2 separate regions of the Homo sapiens genome follow, and region 1 is linked to region 2. A link is an interaction called in ENCODE POLR2A ChIA-PET data of the cell type or tissue named here. Cell type or tissue: A673. All regions are shown on one strand.

What was found. Peaks named below come from ENCODE experiments on the same cell type or tissue, not always from the same donor. Only the 100,000 strongest peaks of a DNase experiment are listed, where the experiment ranks them.
Region 1: POLR2A ChIA-PET joins it to region 2 with 6 read pairs; 5 of 35 experiments call an interaction of 5 or more read pairs at or near these places.

Annotation. Positions count from the first base shown.
Region 1 is chr1:28,593,551-28,598,550 of GRCh38, forward strand. It overlaps RAB42 (RAB42, member RAS oncogene family), which reads left to right. Exons shown (of 2, transcript NM_001193532.3): 2 at 144-1,899. The coding sequence ends at 567. Among named protein-coding and RNA genes, the nearest start is that of RAB42, 3.8 kb to the left of the region's middle. RefSeq lists an enhancer at 1-443. In A673, no CTCF peak of the experiment used is centred here; a DNase peak (open chromatin) is centred at 2,471; H3K27ac peaks cover 788 bases.
Region 2 is chr1:28,806,020-28,811,019 of GRCh38, forward strand. No RefSeq gene overlaps it. Among named protein-coding and RNA genes, the nearest start is that of OPRD1, 3.6 kb to the right of the region's middle. RefSeq lists an enhancer at 1,029-1,536. In A673, no CTCF peak of the experiment used is centred here; no DNase peak of the experiment used is centred here; H3K27me3 peaks cover 903 bases.

The DNA.
Region 1 (5,000 bases), 210 kb before region 2:
GAGAACCACGGGGCCGTGTGAAGTGAGCCCTGTTGGGGTGTGAGGCATTCTGTGGATCCCAGGGGGAGGAGGTCCTGCCTCTGGGGGTGTCATGGAGGCATCAGCCTCTCCCAGCTTACCTTTCCACCTCCCTGCCTCCCCAGGTGCATCACCAGGTCCTTTTACCGGAATGTGGTGGGTGTCCTGCTGGTCTTTGATGTGACAAACAGGAAGTCCTTTGAACACATCCAAGACTGGCACCAGGAGGTCATGGCCACTCAGGGCCCGGACAAGGTCATCTTCCTGCTGGTTGGCCACAAGAGTGACCTGCAGAGCACCCGCTGTGTCTCAGCCCAGGAGGCCGAGGAGCTAGCTGCCTCCCTGGGCATGGCCTTCGTGGAGACCTCGGTTAAAAACAACTGCAATGTGGACCTGGCCTTTGACACCCTCGCTGATGCTATCCAGCAGGCCCTGCAGCAGGGGGACATCAAGCTAGAAGAGGGCTGGGGGGGTGTCCGGCTCATCCACAAGACCCAAATCCCCAGGTCCCCCAGCAGGAAGCAGCACTCAGGCCCATGCCAGTGTTGACTCTAGGAGAGAAAGGGTTAAAGCAGTCCCAGCCTTAGCCCACCTGGTGGGATGGGGAGTGTTAATATCTCTCTGGAGGACAAATGACAGAAGGGTTCATATAAACAGTATCCTGACACAGTCATGCTTCCTGGATTTTGGAGTCGAGGCTTTCTACAGAAAAGAAAGTTCTGATGGCCAGGCATGGTGGCTCACGCCTGTAATCCTAGCATTTTTGGAGGCCAAGGACAGTGGATCACCTGAGGTCAGGGGTTCGAGACCAGCCTGGCCAACATGGTGAAACCCTGTCTCTACTAAAAATACAAAAATTAGCCAGGCGTGGTGGTGCATGCCTGTAATCCCAGTTACTCCAGAGGCTAAGGCAGGAGAATTGCTTGAACCTGGGAGGCAGAGATTGCAGTGAGCCAAGACTGCGCCACTGCACTCCAGCCTGGGCAACAGAGTGAGACTCTGTTTCAAAAAAAAAAAAGAAAAGAAAAGAAAGGCCTGAGAGACCAGATGTGCAACTTCCTGTCCTTGAGCCTCAGTGTCCCTATCTATCGATGGGGCTCATAAAAGATCCCACCTTGAAGGGAGGTGGTGACCACAAATGAGACAGTGGACAGGATGTGCTCACCCAGAGCCTGCCGCGCTGTGAATTGAATGACAAAAGCTCTCATTCCCACTCCCTTTTTCTTGGCTGCGATGTGGCCACTCTGGCAGCATTCCTGGGCTCAGACACTGAGAAGCCAGCGTCAGGAAGCTGATGCATGGGCAAAGGCAGGTGCGGGGAATTCCAGGGGGAGCTTGGCTTGGAGGCTTCTTATGTCCTCAGGCTAAAATGATTCTGGGCATGGGATTAATATGTGACGTCAAACCCAGGGTTGCTGGCCAATGCCCCCCCGACCAGGCCCAGGGGCTGAAAAATGGATGTTGGAGGCTGGGATGAACATGAATGTGTAGCAACTATGTTGGGCACACAGTGGCCACTGTGATGAGCCACCAAGATCCCCCTTTCTGGCTGGGGAACCCATCAACCCTCTCCCCAGCTGCTGGAGTGCCACTGGATGATGGACTTCAGCTTGCCCCACTCTCTGGGAAAGGCCCTCCCTTCAGGGCAGCTTGTATCCAAAGTTCATCTCCTGGGGGGCCTTAAAGGACTCCCTCTTGCCCCAGCTCTGGACAACTCTGAAAGTCAAAACCAACTTTATCAGTCTCTGTGGGCTTCATTGAGGACACTGTTGTGACATCATAGCCAAGTTATCCCCTTGCCCAATCCTGCTTCCTTTTCTTCCCCAAACAGGTATCCATTTCAAGAATATCCCCTAATAAACATCTGCACACTCATCTCCATCTCAGAATCTGCCTCCTGGTAACCTAACCTATGATGGGAACTGCTAGGCAGGGAATGTCCTGGGAGCAATTAGGGAAGGCTTCATGGAAGAGACACTGTTTATGTTAGGCCGAATCTCAGCAGGTGTAGGGCTTAGTGGGTATCATTGTGCTGTAGCAAAAAGCACAGCCACTTTGCTGGGTGCAGTGGCTCACGCCTGTAATCCCAGCACTTTCGGAGGCCTAGGCAGGCAGTTCACTTGAGGTTGGGAGTTCGAGACCAGTATGGCCAACACGGCGAAACCCTGTCTATACTAAAAATACAAAAATTAGCTGGGTGTGGTGGCTCATGCCTGTAATCCCAGCACTTAGGAGGCTGAAGCATGAGAATTGCTTGAGCCCAGGAGGCAGAGGTTGCAGCGAGCCACGATCCCGCCACTGCACTCCAGCCCTCTAACTTGGGTGGCAGAGCAACACTCCGTCTCATAAAAAAAGAAAAAAGCATAGTCACTTAACTCTCTTTTGTGACCTTGAGCTAGTTACTTGGCCTCCTTGAGCCTTGGTTTCCTCCTCAGTCAGTAACATGAGACTGATAATCCCTCCCTCCTAGGGTTCTTAGAAGGTTTTCAGAATGAGTTTCTTAGCTTCCTCCCCATGGAGAGGGGGCTGAGGGGTCTTCCTGTGCACTTGGTCCTGCCTCTTTTTTTTTTTAAACCCATAAAAATTCACCTGTTTTATTTTGTGGGGGGTGGGGAATATCCATTACCTCAGACATTTATATTTTATTTGTATTACAAACAATCCAGTTATACGTTTTTATTTCTAAATGTACAATAAATTACTGTTGACTGTAGTCACCCTGTTGTGCTATCAAATGTTAAATCTTATTCATTCTATTTAACTGCATTTTTGGCTGGATGTGGTGGCTCACGCCTGTAATCCCAGCACTCTGAGTGCCGAGGTGGGCGGATCACCTGAAGTCAGGAGTTCGAGACCAGCCTGGCCAACATTGGTGAAACCCTGTCTCTACTAAAAACACAAAAATTAGCTGGACATGGTGGCATGTACCTGTAATCCCAGCTACCGCGGAGTCTGAGGCAGGAGAATCACTGGAACCTGGGAGGCAGAGGCTGCAGCGAGCTGACACCGTGCCACCGCACTCCAGCCTGGGCGATAGAGCGAGACTCCATCTCAAAAAACAAATAAATAAAAATAAAATAAAAATAAAAACTATGTTTTTGTACTCATTAGCCATACCCACTTCCCCCCACCACTACCCTTCCCAGCCTCTGGTCACCATCATTCTACTCTATCTCCATGAGTTCAATTGTTTTAATTGTTAGCTCCCATAAGTAAGTGAGAATGTAAAAAGTTTGTCTTTCTGTGCCTGGCTTTTTTCACTTATAATTCCAGTTCCATCCATGTTGTTGCACATGACCTGCCTCTTCTTTTTAAACATCCTTATTCATCCTTGTGACGTGGTGAGGTTGGCACAATCATCCCCATTTCACAGATAAGAAAGCTGGGGCCAGGAGAGGAAAATTACTTGCTTTAGGGTATCTTTTCATTCCTTCATCGTTTTTTTTTTTTTTTCCTTAGATACAGGGTCTCGCTCTGTTGCCCAGGCTGGAGTGCAGTGATGCAATCACACCTCACTGCAATGTCGACCTCCTGGGCTCAAGTGATCCTCCCACCTCAGCTTCCCAAGTAGCTGGGACTACAGGTGCACTTCACAAAGCTAACTTTTAAATTATTTGCAGAGACAGGGTCTCACTATGTTGCCCAGGCTGGTCTCACACTCCTGGCCTCAATCAATCCTCCTGCCTCAGCCTCCCAAAGTGCTGGGATTACAGGTGTGAGCCACTGTACCTGGTCTCCTTCATCAATTTTCTTTCTTTTTTTTTGAGACAGAGTCTTGCTCTGTCGCCCAGGCTGGAGTGCAGTGGGGCGATTTCGTCTCACTGCAATCTCTGCCTCCTGGGTTCAAACGATTCTCCTGCCTCAGCCTCCCAAGAAGCTGGGACTACAGGTGTGTGTCACCACACCAGGCTAACTTTTGTATTTTCAGTGTTTCACCATGTTGGCCAGGCTGGTCTCGAACTCCCGAACTGAGGTACTCTGCCTGCCTCGGCCTCCCAAAGTGCTGGGATTACAGGCATGAGCCACCGTGCCTGGTCCGTCAGAGGCTTATTATTATTACTTTGAGGTGGAGTCTTGCTCTGTCACCCAGGCTGGAGTGCAGTGGCGCAATCTCGGCTCACTGCAACCTCTGCCTCCTGGGTTCAAGCGATTCTCCTGCCTCAACCTCCTGAGTAGCTGGGACTACAGGCGCACGCCACCACGCCCAGATAATTTTTTGTATTTTTAGTAGAGATGGGGTTTCACCATGTTAGCCAGGATGGTCTCGATCTTCTGACCTCGTGATCCACCCGCCTCAGCCTCCCAAGAAGATGGGACTACAGGTGTGTGCCACCACACCAGGCTAACTTTTGTATTTTCAGTAGAGACAGGGTTTCACCATGTTGGCCAGGCTGGTCTCGAACTCCCAACCTCAGGTGATCCACCCGCCTTGGCCTCCCAAAGTGCTGGGATTACAGGCGTGAACCACTGCGCCCAGATGCTTCATCAATTTTTTTTTTTTTTGAGACAGAGTTTCACTCTTGTTGCCCAGGCTGGAGTGCAATGGCACGATCTCTGCTCACTGCAACCTCCGCCTCCCAGGTTCAAGCGATCCTCCTGCCTCAGCCTCCCTAGTTGCTGGGATTATAGGCATGCGCCACCACACCTGGCTAATTTTATATTTTTAGTAGAGATGGGGTTTCTGCATGTTGGTCAGCCCGGACTTGAACTCCTGACTTCATGTTATCCACCTGCCTTGGCCTCCCTAAGTGCTGGAATTACAGGCATGAGCCACTCCCAAAGTGCCTGGTCCGTCAGAGGCTTATTATTATTATTATTTTGAGGCGGAGTCTTGCTCTGTCACCCAGGCTGGAGTGCAGTGGCGCAATCTCGGCTCACTGCAACCTCTGCCTCCGGGGTTCAAGCGATTCTCCTGCTTCAACCTCCTGAGTAGCTGGGACTAAAGGTGCGTGCCACCACGCCCAGCTAATTTTTTGTATTTT
Region 2 (5,000 bases):
TGTAAGGTGGTACAAGGGGCTGGTGAGGTAGAGAGAGGTGGAGGTGTGAAGCACCCTGGAGCCATGTTACTGCTTGAAGGCAGCAAGCCTGGGTGCAGGGAGGTCATTTCAGAGGCTATTTCAGTAGTTGAGCAAGAAATGGTGCCTATAACTCCAGCACTTTGGGAGGCCAAGGTGGGCGGATCACCCGGGGTCAGGAGTTCGAGACCAGCCTGGCCAACATAGTGAAACCCTGTGTCTACCAAAAATACAAAAATTAGCAGGGCATGGTAGCACGTCCCTGTAGTCCCAGCTACTCGGGGTGCTGAGGTAGGAGAATTGCTTGAAATCGGGAGGCAGAGGTTGCAGTGAGCTGAGATCACACCACGGCACTCCAGCCTGGGCAACAGAACGAGACTCCATCTCAAGAAAAAAAAAAAAAAGAAGAAATGGTGGTTTGTCAGACTAGGAGGACATTGGTAATAAGAATAAGGAACAATGGCGGGATTCAGGGATTATAAAGGAAGGATGGACAGGACCTGGTGATTGCTTAGAAGTGGTGGAAAGAGACAGAGAGGAGTCAAGAATGATTCTCAGGTTTCTAGCTTGAGCAACTACATGGATAGTGCCAATCCTATTTCTTTCGCCAATTTGCCGTGTATCAGGCTCTCTAGATGTCTGTCTTCCTAGCTAGCAAATGAAGATAATGAAGCCTAACTTCCCCGTGTATCAGGCTGGTGTCAAGATGAAGTCATCAATCTGGAAGTGCTTTGTTTGTTTGTTTGTTTATTTTTATTTTGAGGTGGAGTCTTGCTCTGTCGCCCAGGCTGGAGTGCAATGGCGCGATCTCGGCTTGCTGCAACCTCCGCCTCCCAGGTTCTAGTGATTCTCCTGCCTCAGCCTCCTGAGTAGCTGGGATTACAGGCGCCCACCACCAAACCTGGCTAAGTTTTGTATTTTTAGTAGAGATGGGGTTTCACCATGTTGACCAGGCTGGTCTTGAACTCTTGACCTCAAGTGATCCATGCGCCTCGGCCTCCCAAAGTGCTGGGATGACAGGCGTGAGCCACTGCTCCCGGCCTGGAAGTACTTTGGAAAGTCAAAAGTCCTTTGCATTATTTTATAGTTATTTTTACTATCCTCCCCCTCCTGGAGCTTGCTGATGGAGCCAGACTGAGAGGCAACCCAGGGGAGCTGCCTGCTCACTGGGAGGCAGCCGCTGTATCTTCCATCAGGCAGCTCTGTCTCTTTGGCAGGTGGGAGCCACATTCCCACATACTAAATTGTTAATAGCTTCCCCAGGGAGTTCCTTTCTGCTCTGACTCCTTCAGTGATTTCTGTTTCTCTCCTGCTGACGCCTTCTGATGCCCTGGGTTAGCCCAGGATTTCCCATCCATTTTTCTCTTCATTTCTCCCACCTTGAGGTCAGGATATGAACAAGCTCCAAATACAGCTCAAACTCCTCTGTGACCCAGGTGTGAAGGACTGTGTCTACCCTGGTTCCCCCCAACAGTGGGGATGAACTCAAGAATCTCCCAAGTGGCCGGGCACAGTGGCTCACACCTGTAATCCCAGCACTTTGGGAGGCCAAGGCGGGCGGATCACCTGAGGTCAGGAGTTCGAGACCAGCCTGACCACATGAAGAAACCCCATCCCTACTAAAAATACAAAATTAGCCAGGTGTGGTGGCACATGCCTGTGATCCCAGCTACTCGGGAGGCTGAGGCAGGAGAATCGCTTGAACCCGGGAGGCGGAGGTTGCAGTGAGCCGAGATTGTGCCATTGCACTCCAGCATGGGCAACAAGAGCAAGACTCCATCTCAATAATAATAATAATAATAATAATAATAATAATAATAATAATAATAAAGAATCTCCCAAGCTCCAAGTGAGTCATTGCCCTACACCGGGGTGGTGGGGAAACTCTGCTGAACAGAGGCAGACGGAGTATGTTTTTCTGGGTGACTTTCTAGTCTTTGTTCTGGGAGGCATCATAGTCTAGTAGTCAGGAGACTGGGGTTTGGAGTCACACAGATCTGGCTTGGCATCTCAGTTCTGGCTTGGGTAGGTAACCTAACCTCTGCAAAATGGAATAATAATAACTCTATATGCTTATAGGACTGCTTGGGGATTAAATGAGATAATCCACATAGCATTTGGCCCAGTGCCTGCCATAGAACATGCTCTCCATAAATGGAAGCCAACAGCGTTGTTATATGAATTTGTGACCACAGAAATGAGACTGCCTTTTAAAGATAAGTAGACTAGAAGTCCAGGTGCAGTGGCTCATGCCTATAATTCCAGCACTTTGGGAGGCTTGAGCCCAGGAATTCGAGCCCAGGAGTTCGAGACCAGCCTGGGCGACATAGTGAGACACCATCTCTACAAAAAAAAAAAAAAAAAAAAAAAAAGCCAGGTGCGGTGGCTCACATCTGAAATCCCAGCACTTTGGGAGGCCGAGGCGGGCAGATCAGGAGGTCAAGAGATGGAGACCATCTTGGCCAATGTGGTGAAACCCCGTCTCTACTAAAAATACAAAAATTAGCCAGGTGTGGTGTTGCGCACCTGTAGTCCCAGCTACTCTGGAGGCTGAGGCAGGAGAATTGCTTGAACCCTGGAGGCAGAGGTTGCAGTGAGCTGAGATCGTGCCACTGCACTCCAGCCTGGCAACAGAACAAGACTCCGTCCCCCACCTCAAAAAAATAAAAATAAAATAAATTGATCATTTCCAAGTTTTCATTTTAGAAGGTCATTGTGGAAAACCCTCTAGAAGCCTTTGAATTTTCATTTGTTCCTCCAATGTCCAGAATGGGGAAATTCACTTGCACTAGGCATGTATGTTTTCTTTTCTTTTCTTTTCTTTTTTTTTTTTTTTTTTTTGAGACAGTCTCGCTCTGTTGCCCAGGATAGAGTGCAAAGGCACAATCTCGGCTCACTGCAACCTCTGCCTCCCAGATTCAAGCATTTCTTCTGCCTCAGCTTCCTGAGTAGCTAGGATTACAGGTGTGTGCCACCAAGCCTGGCTAATTTTTTGTATTTTTAGTAGAAACGGGGTTTTGCTGTGTTAGCCAGGCTGGCCTTGAACTCCTGACCTCAGGTGATTTGCCCTCCTCGGCCTCCCAAAGTGCTGGGATTACAGATGTGAGCCACGGAGCCCAGCCAACATGTATGTTTTCTTAGCAATTATTTCACTCATGTACTTGGTCATTTACATATCTTTTGCAACTTCTTTTTTTTTTTTGAGATGGACTTCTGCTCTTTTCACCCAGGCTGGAGTGCAATGGTGCCATCTCAGCTCACTGCAACCTCTGCCTCCCAGATTCAAACGATTCTCCTGCCTCAGCCTCCCAAGTAGCTGGGATTACAGGCGCCCAACATCATGCCCAGCTATTTTTTTTTTTTTTTTTTTTTTGGTATTTTTAGTAGAGACGGTGTTTCACCATGTTGTTCAGGCTGGTCTCGAACTCCTGACCTCAGGTGATCCGCCCTCCTTGGCCTCCCAAAGTGCTGGGATTACAGGCATGAGCCACCACACCCAGCCCTCTTTCACAACTTCTTGATTGTGAGCTTCTTTAAAAAAAAAAAAAATTACGAAGTAACCAAAGTTGGAACTGAGCTTCTTTATTCAGTCACTCATCAAGTAAGCACCTGTGTGTCAGGGCTTGCACTAAGCTGGAGGGCACAGAAACACACAAGATCTTTTTATGTTTTTTTCAACTTATTATTATTATTATTATTTTGAGACAGGGTCTTGCTGTCATCCAGGCTGGAGTGCAGGGGCAAGATCTCGACTCACTGCAGCCTCTATTTTCCCAGCTCAAATGATCCTCCCACCTCAGCCTCCCAAGTAGCTGCAACTAGAGACACACATTACCATTCCTGGCTAATTTTTTTTTTTTTTTTTTTTTTTTTTTTGTAGAGACAGGGTTTTGCCATGTTGCCCACGCTGGTTTCGAACTCCTAGGCTCAAGTGATCTGTCTGCCTCAGCCTCTCAAAATGTTCGGATTACAAGTGTGTGCCACCGTGCCCAGCCTTTTTCAATTTTTCTTGTAGATCCAAGGGATCCATGTGCAGATTTGCCACCTGGGTATATTTTGTGATGCTGAGGTTTGGGGTATGAATTATCCTGTCAACTAAGTTACTGAGCATAGTATTCAATGGTTAGTTTTACACAATACTTTTTTGTGTGAAGGTGATGCACAAAAAATCCAATGATTACACAATAAATACATGGGAAACTATTAATATGTAAAGAAGAAGTACGTGATGCTACTGCATAATAAGGAGAGCTGGGCTAGTTGGAGGTGGGGTGGGGATCAGGGAAGGTTTCACAAAGGAAGTGATATTTAAGCTGAAATTTGAGGGGTAAATAACGCTTAGGCTGGGGTATTGGCCCAGCCTTCCGAGTGGAAGGAATAGCATGTACAAATGTCCTGAGGTAGGAAAAAACTTGGCTTGGAGGGTTAGGGAGGGGACCAGAATTCCAATAAAGTAGCCCTCCTTCTTCCTATCCCAATTTCTCTCTGCTGGCACTAGAAAAGTTTCTGAGTACCAGGCCCTTTGGGAAAGGGAGAGAGTTTTGGCAGCAGGTGACCACAGCAAAAATCTTTCTGATAAGTCCTTAGGTGGTTGAGTGGGAAAGCCCTGGGGTGGGGGGCTTGCTGTAGTTGGTAGAAGTGGCTGGACAGCAGCTAAGTGGGGTGGAGAAAATGGAGAAGAGGGTGAGCTTGGGAATTCTGGCTTTGCTTTTTTCTGGGAAAGGGTAGGAGCCTTGCACATATATGGATGATTCAAGCTAGAGGGTGAGATGAGGGAGAGCTCCTTGTCCAGCCACACACAGATCCAAGAGCATTGCCCCAGAGCCTAGAGCTCAGAACCCCTAATATTGTTCCACTCCAGTTCCCTTTGGGATCTTTATTATCCAAAAAGTATTTCTTGAGCACCTGCTGTGACCCCAGCCCTCTCCTGGATGCAGGGGTCAATCAGACCTGGTCCCTTTAAGGAGGGAGACCAGTTCGGA